Linked DNA regions of Homo sapiens: regions 1 and 2 are each linked to region 3. The links are chromatin contacts, found by Hi-C or POLR2A ChIA-PET in ENCODE. All regions are on one chromosome and are shown on one strand. Each heading gives the region's core, a stretch centred on a gene start or an enhancer-like site at or near the end of the contact. The rest is flanking DNA. Distances are from core to core; before and after follow the strand shown. Region 1 holds the start of CDC42EP4 (CDC42 effector protein 4). Region 2 holds the start of ERN1 (endoplasmic reticulum to nucleus signaling 1). Region 3 holds the start of PRKAR1A (protein kinase cAMP-dependent type I regulatory subunit alpha).

Evidence for each region. Hi-C counts contacts between places; a loop is a spot of excess contacts on that map. ChIA-PET counts read pairs that join two places held with the same protein, here RNA polymerase II (POLR2A). Pooled maps may share reads with other maps.
Region 1: a map of HCT116 shows a loop between it and region 3 (29-fold over the local background). The contact joins the promoter of CDC42EP4 here to the promoter of PRKAR1A in region 3. A Hi-C loop is called at or near these places in 1 of 168 maps with a recorded cell type or tissue (HCT116) and 6 of 50 pooled maps. POLR2A ChIA-PET finds 5 or more read pairs at or near these places in 1 of 52 experiments (GM12878).
Region 2: a loop to region 3 is called in a pooled map, with 2.1 times the contacts of the local background. The contact joins the promoter of ERN1 here to the promoter of PRKAR1A in region 3. A Hi-C loop is called at or near these places in 1 of 50 pooled maps.

Annotation. Positions count from the first base shown.
Region 1 is chr17:73,310,510-73,313,255 of GRCh38, reverse strand. CDC42EP4 (CDC42 effector protein 4) reads left to right here and starts at 1,255. Exons shown (of 2, transcript NM_012121.5): 1 at 1,255-1,363. RefSeq lists silencers at 877-1,036, 1,107-1,366, 1,817-2,366, 2,377-2,506.
Region 2 is chr17:64,128,480-64,131,590 of GRCh38, reverse strand. ERN1 (endoplasmic reticulum to nucleus signaling 1) reads left to right here and starts at 1,447. Exons shown (of 22, transcript NM_001433.5): 1 at 1,447-1,615. The coding sequence starts at 1,562. RefSeq lists enhancers at 547-596, 647-846 and silencers at 1,267-1,396, 1,487-1,936.
Region 3 is chr17:68,511,042-68,513,869 of GRCh38, reverse strand. PRKAR1A (protein kinase cAMP-dependent type I regulatory subunit alpha) reads right to left here and starts at 1,440. Exons shown (of 11, transcript NM_002734.5): 1 at 1,322-1,440. RefSeq lists silencers at 970-1,479, 1,900-2,259 and enhancers at 1,550-1,639, 1,393-1,966.

The sequences.
Region 1 (2,746 bases), core at 6-2,505, 4.8 Mb before region 3:
CAGGTTCAAGCGATTGTCCCGCCTCAGCCTCCTGGGTAGCTGGGATTACAGGCGCCCACCACCATGCCCGACTAATTTTTGTATTTTTGGTAGAGATGGGGTTTCGCCATGTTGGCCAGGCTGGTCTCAAACTTCTGACCTCAAGTGACCCCCCACCTGCCTTGGCCTCCCAAAATGCTAGGATTACAGGCATGAGCCACTGCGCCCAGCCCAGAACTTAATTTTCACAGCAGGATGGAGTGGCCAAACCATTAGCTCTCAAGAGCTGGTTGCTGTCGCACTGCAGAGGGAAACGGAAATGTGCTGTCCCCAGAAAGCAGAATGTTCCTGAGGGCTTAGGGACCTCGCAGCCATGGGGAAAGTCTGGGGCCTTCACCCTCACTTCCTTTAAAAACCGAGGGTGGGGTTCAGCTAGAGGCAAGGGAACTTTTCACTTTGCGCCTTGTCCACTTTAGTTGACTACTTCGCAGCTGGCATTCTACCTTGATAATGATCATTTCAACTGAAACTATTCCTCTAAAAAGAATAGAGTCCAAGGCCTGGGACTTGGATTCAGGCTCTGGGACTCAGGAGTTGATCCTCCTTGACGTTCACCTGGTGCAAATTTAGCCTCAGCTGATACTTAGGAGGCAAAGGCACAGACGGGGATGCGGGGAGCTCAAGGGCTGTCACCCTGTAGAAACATTTCTGACGCCCAGTCCAAGCCTGGCCTCGGGGCTGGCCGGCTCCTCCCCGCTCCCTCGTTTACAGCGAGAGTCTGGGATGGCACCCACGAAGCTGGTGGCGCCAGCCCTCCTGCCCCATCTCCCGACAGTACTGCAGCCAGGTGGTTAGCAGGTCCGGGAGGGAGCAGGAACGAGGAACGCCACCCGGGCTGGAGTTCTTGGTTTCTTGCCCCGGCTCGAATGGGGAAGAGCCTCAAAAGAGCCTCGCGCCAGGCCCCCGGAGGGAGACGCGCCCCTGGCCCTGGGGGCCCCAGTGGGGGTTCGCGGCCGGAGCGCAGGCTGGGGCGGGAGTGTCTCCCGGAAGCCGGGCGGGCCCAGGCTGCCCCATACGGAGTTGGGAAAGTCTCAGGCTTTCAGTTTGAACCGAGGAGGCCGAGCAGTCGGGCAGAGGTTCCCGACGGCCATTGGCTGCTGCGGCGCCGTGACATCAGCGCAGAGGGGTGCGCGGGGAGGGTTGCGCGGGGCGGGCGCGGGCGGAGCCTGGAAGGGGAGTGTCCTGGAGGCTCCCAGCCCTGAAAGCCCGAGAGCCAGAGGGAAACAAACGCCGGCGCTGACAGGGGCCGCCAGCCCCTCCGCCGCGCGGAGCCCACGAAGGGGACAGCGCAGCCGGCCCAGAGCTCGGGTCTCCGGGGACCGAGGTAGGCGACGGGCAACCGCCTCTGTCTGTGGTAGCCGCCTTCGCGCTGGGTGCCCTGGGTGGGCTTGGGGGTCTCGAGTCCCCCTGTGGGGCAGAGAGGATCGAAGCTGGGGATGCGAGGCCGCGGCGCGGGGAGAAGGGCGCGGAGCCCCCACTTCTCGGCGCTCGCGCTTTTCACCGCGCCCACCGCGGTGCCTGGGACCCTAAGCTGCGCACCTAGTGTCCTGGCAGAGCGGGATGTGTGGAGGAGGAGGTGGCAGGGAGCCGGGCGCAGCGTTGCCGGGACTCCATTTCCTCTCTCCACGCTGGAACTCCCGGCCCTGGCCAAGGGTGCCGCTGAGGGGGTTGGGGGCCGGTTTTAAAGGGCCTCCCCCTTCCCAGGAATGGGGTGTGTGTCGGTGTGGGCAGGAGCGCAGCAATCGGCGGCGCGCGGCCCGCGATCTCCGCGAGGGGGGCGTGTGTGCGCCCGGAGTTCTCCATGAATAAGAACCGAATTCTCCGCCTGTACGGGCAGAGGCGTGTACACATCTCGCTCTCGTACACACACTGCAGCACACGCCACCCAATGTCACCCGGCCGGGAAGCCAGAGGGAAGGAGCTGTCTGGAAGGGAATGGCCGAAGGAACAAATGGTCCTCCTTTCCCCTACTCCCGCCCCGCGAACCCTTCCCTCCCCCGCCAGGCTCCCGCCCCGCCCGCTCCCTCGGAAGCCCGGGAGGCCGAGGCGCCTCCTGGCGGGGTGCGGGGGGAGGGCAGTCGAGCCACCCGCCCCCTTGGAGCCGGGGAGACGGCCGCTCCTGGGCTAGTGCGCCCCGAGCTCAGCGCGCTCAGCGGGATCGCAGGCGGGAGCGGTCGGTTAATGATTTAATCGCCCGCTTGGGGCGGGTGCGCGCGGATCGGCCGTCCCTGGCCCCGCCCCCTCTCCGGAGCGCCCCCAGCCGGGGTTACAAAACTGCCCCCTGCCCCCGGCGCGTCCCCCAGGAGCCATCCTGCCCGCGGGGATCCCGTCAGCCGGTGAGTGCCCCGGCCGGGAGGGCTGGAGAGCTGGGCGGGAGCCGGGGCTGAGGCTGAGCCAGCTTCCTGGGAGAGGACTGAAGTGCGTGTGTGTGTGTGTGTGTGTGTGTGTGTGTGTGTGTGTGTGTGTGTGTGTGACTGGGGGAGGGGTGCTCGCTGCTAACTCAAACCAGGTTCCCTGTGTTTTCCCAGTGACTGCGGCCTCGGCTTTGGAAGTTTTCTTTTTCTCCCTGGGAGAATGGAGGGGAAATACAATGCCTTTTCTTTTCTCGTTGCCTCTGGAACTTCTCTCTCTCCACGACTCCCACCCCTTGCAATCTGACCGGCTCCCACATCCCTTACTGTGTGCCCGGTGCCCACTGTTTGCCCAG
Region 2 (3,111 bases), core at 198-2,697, 4.4 Mb after region 3:
GCCCGGCTATACTGCTCAGGAGTGCTGGGCCTCTCAGTACATCTCTCTGCCAATCCCAAACCTCTGTTTGCATTTAGACATTCAGGTAACACTTTTCAAAATGTCTCTACTGTTTTCACAGTTGCCAAGATTCTTCCCACTCTTACAGAGATGTGTTGGAGTCTCCAGCATGCGGTAGGACTTAGTCCCTTCACTGTAATCCAGGCCTAGGGGGTTAGGAATGGGGAGCTCTATTTGCAGGATTTGGGCTTACTGTCATTTTGGTCTGTTTTAGTTGGATAAGATTGACCACAATGCACACAGACTGGACATTTGGCCAGTCCCCCACTACTACTTTGTTGTTTTGTCTAGGAGTGCTTATTCTTTTCCTTCAAACCTGAAAAATCTTAGGCTCTCATATAAGCAAGTCAGGAAAAATTAGAGAATTTCATAGCCGTTTTCTTTTTCTCCTAGGATAAGTTAGATACCTTTCCCTGGGCTCCAAATCTCAGTTTACTGTCTTTCCTTGCAAAAGACGTGTCCTCCCTACCCATGTCCCTCTCAGTGGAGGCCAGTGCCAGTGACCAAACAGCTGCCGAGCTCTTTAACTCTAATTAGTACTCCACACCCTCACATAGACCTTGCAGGAGGCCTCAACCCACCCACTCCCTCCAACGAGTTGTGACGCAGACCATCTCAAACTTCACATCCACACGTGTCACATCAACGCACGTGACACAAGTGGCCGAAATGGTTTCCTCCTTATAATTTTTGGTGAGTGACTTGGCCGTGGTTCATTCCAAGCGGAAGTGATGGCTGGTGGATATGACTTGAGGGGAATTCCTGAGGGCAAGGAAAAGGAAGAAAGGGGCCCCAGAGAAGACGAGGCACAGCTGGAGAACCCTAGGGCTGTGAACACTGCGACTGCCGCGCGGGGCAGCTGCGCCGTGTTTGCTGGAAGCCTCCGGTAGCTGCTGAAACCTTCGCTCCGGAGGTCGCCTCGGTAAACCTTGCGGATGATTCCACCACGGCGGAAAGACGAAAAGGAGGCTTCTAGGCACCCGGGACCGCCCGTGTCCCGCCCTTTTCCCCGATGAAGTCTGACGCGGCAGGTCCCTCGGCAGGGTTAATGGGACGGCCTGGTGGGGCATTGCCGGTCTTTCCCAGCCACAGACAAGCTTCGCGCCTCGATCCCCCAGCGCCCCCAGACGCTGGATGCCGAGGCCTGGTCCTTTACAGCCGCCGACGCCTCATGAGCGAAGCCAGCCAGATGCCAGCACCGCCTTCGGCCCCGCCCCGAGCCAGCCCCTCCCACATCCCCGCCCGGGGCACGCCCTCGGCCCGCCCCCATCTCCGCCCCGAACACGCCCCTAGATTGGCCCCGCCCCGTCCCCGCCCGCAACTCCGCCCCGACCGGAAGAAGCCGCGGCACCCAGCGCTTATAGGGCCGGGAATGGGGGTGCCGCCGCTGCCTAGTCAGTTCTGCGTCCGCTGAGGCTCGGTCACCGCCTCGCTGTCGTCGCGGCGCCCCCGCCCCGTCCTCTGTCCGTACCGCCCCCGGAGCCAGGGCCGAGTCCTCGCCATGCCGGCCCGGCGGCTGCTGCTGCTGCTGACGCTGCTGCTGCCCGGCCTCGGGGTGAGTGACCGGGGAGCGTGGGGTGGAGGACAGCTCGCGACGGCCGGGTCGGGGCCGGGGCAGCGTCGCGGCGCCGGGGCTGGAGTCCGAGCTGGGAGCGCGACGGCGGCGGCCAGATGCCCCGTGAGCCCAGCCGTGGGAGGCTCGGGCCGGGCGTAGGAGGCGGCACCGGGCCGGGAGAGCTTCCCTGACGGGAGTCGCGGCCCCACCGAGGCGTCGGCCGCCCGAAGAGCCTCCCAAGCCAGCGCGGCTGTCACGGGCAGCGGCTCCCCGGACCCCGCGGGCTCGGGCGCAACTTCGTGGCGTCCTGCACGGCACTTGGGGGTCCCAGAAGGCCCCGGCCTGAGGAGGCCGCCCACCTGCGGGACCCTCCTCCTCGCGGGCGGGCGCCGGCGCTGCCTGGCGGGGGCCGCGGAGGAGCCGAAAGGGCGTTGGGATCCAGGGGAAGGGTCTGTCCTGCGCTTCGAATCCTTGTTTGAACTTTTTAAAAATTCGAAAACTTTGGGGAACGAATGCAACAGGGAGTAAGGACTCTCACCCGAGAGCTGGCTTCTGCCACTTGCCCTGCCGGTTTCTTGGTACTGGGAGGCTGCAGGCTTCCTTCTGTGCACCGAGACTTCCTTGAGCAAGTGGAGCTGTGGGAATTGCACTCTTGGAAGATCCCGCATGGGTTCGAGGTGAGGCCGCTTCAGAACCTCAAATGAAAGACTGTCTCCTCGTGGGAGAGCACCTGGGGCCATCAGAAATGTCTTTTCATCTTTTTCTGGAGGAGACGAATGATAGGGCCTGGTTTACATTCATTTAACTCTTTATGACCTTCACTCAGCTGTGGATTTGGGGGCACTTTGTGGGAGACTTGGCTTTTTTTTTTCTTCTGGTTGGAAGAACCTAAATTAGCGAATGTTTTTCACAAAATGTATTGTTCAGGATGTGAGCGTGGCAAATTTGTCCGTGTTCTGTTTAATGACCTCTTTAAAGGTACTGTGTACTCTTTAATAGGGATATCATGTACCAGGTGTCCCAGTAGAGCACTGACATGTGTGTGCCTGAGTGCCAGCCACCGTGTGAACTCTTTGGAGGTTTTGCATTTTAGGTAAATAACTGTCTGTACTCTTGGAGTAACAAGAATTTGGAAACAGGAGAAGTAAATAAATAAGGTTGCCTTTTTCAAATTCAGGGTTTTTTTTTTTAAATAAAGGAAAATTTGTAGACTCTTTATAATAGAACTTGTGGAAGTTAAGTTTTTCTTTCAAATAAAAACCCCACTTTTACAACTAAGGTCAGGTTTTGAACTTGAGCACCTCACCTTGGATTGGTAACTACTGCCTGGCATCTGTTCACAAACGAAGGTATAAGCAGAATGACCAAATGTTTGACATGAATTCGATCATTTCATAACGTCAAGGGATAGGTGTATAATGGTTTCCTTTGCCACATCTTTCCTTTTGCTACTTTGTCACTGGATTCTAGTGTTTGGTTATTGAATAACTTAGGCT
Region 3 (2,828 bases), core at 191-2,690:
TCTAAGATCAGGTCTTTGGCTGGTAGAGATGAGAGAACTGGGCCTAAGGAGTGAAACTGTGTTTTTGTTTGAAACAACTAATGTATTACGAAAACCAAAAAGATAGCCACCGGTAATAGGACAGTATACGAACAGAAATGTACCAAAATTAATGCAGTCACCATGTAAATCCCTGAATAACCAGACTTCACAGTCTTAATATTTTTAATCGAGTTACCCGGATTCTCTATGTGTACTTATTTGTAAAGCCCAACAACCTAGCCTTCCCTCCCCACACACAATTATTTAACTGCTTTAAAACTTTCGCTGCATTGTCTCTATGTAAAACAAAACACTCAGATTCATTCTTTTGAAAATTCAGTTGTGACAAAATTGTTTCGAAAGGATTACATTCTGGGAAATAAATAAAAACACTTTGAGAAACTGTTCCTGATTCAGACCGCACCCCCTTAGACCAGCCAAGTTACGGCTCCCCTAGGGTCATCTTGAGTAAGTGTTTGCTTTCCTCGCTCTGCTAAAAAGACGGATCTCTTGGGAATCTCTCAAGGAGTAGGACGGTCGTCACCACAGGCTCTGAGCTGAAGAGGTTAATAGGTACCGTGTATTTTCTAGAAGAAGGGCAGGAAAATGCCCTTCACTTCACGTAGGCCACGGTCATGACCACAAAATGAAGGGAAGCCGAGACTTCAAGCTACGCCAGTCGGAAGGCCACAGTGGTGGCGAGGAGGCCTCAGGGGGGCAAAATTGGGAAAGGGAGAGAGGTGAAAGGGGACAAGAGGAAATTCAGGAGCCCGACTAAGACCGTCGTGTTGGGGGAAAGATCACTCCGCTATGAAGAGGAAAGGCTACTGCTAGCAATGACGAGTCGTCAAAAGTGGAGAGGAAAACTACCGGCTTACAAGAAGAGCCAGGACCGGCGGACGAGACGATGGCGGACCCCAGTAAAATAGAGCCGTTGTCCTTCAGGAAATGGGGGAGGGTGAGCGAAGAGGCCGCGGCGCGCGGGGGCGAAGGCGGCCGGGGAGGGCCGCGGAGGGCCCAGGGCCCCAGGAGCCGTGGGGTGGGGGCAGCGAGCGCGAGCGGGGCGGCTGGGGAGCCCCGCACCAAAGCCAACGCCCAGACGGCCTTGAGGATGCAGACTCGGAGCCGGGGGCGTGAGGCCTGCGGGGAGGCGCCCGCCGGGCCGGGGAGGGGCAGGGGGTGCGGCCGTCCCCCTGCAGGTCGCTCCCCGTGACGCCATCTTGGATCGGTCCAGCTCCCGCAAACCGGCTGCGAAGCGACGAAGCTCACCTCGCCTGAGCCCCCGGCCGACCCCACTCACCTGGGGACGGGCGGCGGCGGGCGCGAGGCTGCGGGTGCGAGGCGGCGGCGTACCGAGCTCCCTCAGCGCTTTGCTCCCAGCCCCGCTCCACTCTGCGATAGCGGCTAGGCGACAGCTCCACCGGAAACGGCCTGGCCGCAGCCAATCAGCGTTCGGCTACTGACGTCAATGCGCCTCGCTCTGGCCAGAACCGTCGCCTTAGCAACCTTAAGGGCGCAACAGCCCCAGTTCCTCCCCCCTGGTCGCTCTTGGAAGGACCCTCACTCTGCGGTCGTTCGTCTTCCGCCATTCTTTCCATCTTACTCGTCCCTTATCCACAGCAGTTTCCTCACGCCCGCCACTTCTCCTTTCCGCAGTCTCCCTAGCCCGGTTCTCTCCTCCTTCCTGCTCACCTGCCCCTCCTTACCTGTCCCTCTCTGGGTGTCTTGGGTCGCCTTTGTTCCTCCGCCTGCTCTTCGCTCTCTCTCCGCGCAGCTATCGTGCGCTTCCCTCTCGTCCCTCCGCTCCTCTGTCCACCCCACTCTCCCTCCGGCCTCCCTTGACGCCTCTGCCTTTTCTCCCTCCTTTCCACCCCCTCCCTGGCCGACCCACGTGGGGCGTCTCAGATGACAGGTGGGCGACTCCTCCCCGCAGCCCCTGCAAGGGAGGGCCCCGGGCCGGGGCGGGGAGAGTCCTGTCGCTGCCAGCCCCCGGAGGAGGTGGCGGCCCCCGCGGATCTGCAGCAGCTGCGCTGCGGGGCCGAGCGCGGGCGGATGGCCGGGATGCGCTCTCCGGGCCGCGCATCCTGTGCCCGGCCAGCGCCGCCCGGGCCCCGGGCTCAGGTCAGTCATCCGGTCCAGGAAACCTGAGCCCTGCCGAGTCTCCGCTGGGGCCGCTCTCCCCCGCCGGGGGTGCTGTCGTCTGTGCAGGCAACACCGTCCCTGTGGAAACCAGGCACGGGAAAGGACTTTGTCAGGGTCCAAGAGGAGGCCTGAGTCCTTCTAGAACCTGAAGTGCCCCCCCATCACTCCTGACCTCACAGAGGGAGAAGTGCAGAGCGTGCAGATTGTCAAAAATGCCCTGTGACCCAACAAGAAATCGCAGCTGTCCAGACAAGCTGCACTAATGGGGAAAATTCGGAGGAAAAGCGACTTTACTCTTTCAGCCATTTTTTTTTTCCATCAGAGTATCTGTCTAAGGAGGAAGAAAAGGGAGACGGTACAATTTTAGACACATCAAGTCTGTAACTCAATAAAGAAGGCCCATCAAGGAAACATGTCCAAGTGTCTGGCTAGGGGCTGCTTTAGTAGCATTGTATATATTTCTAGGGCCGTGTGCTTAAAATTCATAATGGATTCAACACAATACAAAAAAGCAAAATACACACATATGCAAGTGTCCAGGAGCTGTTGTAGTAACATTGTATATACTTCAAGGGCTGTATGTTTAAAGTAAATCATGAACTCAACACAATACAAAAAAGTAGCTCAATAGTGTTTATATTGATTCCAGATTGAAATGATAATAT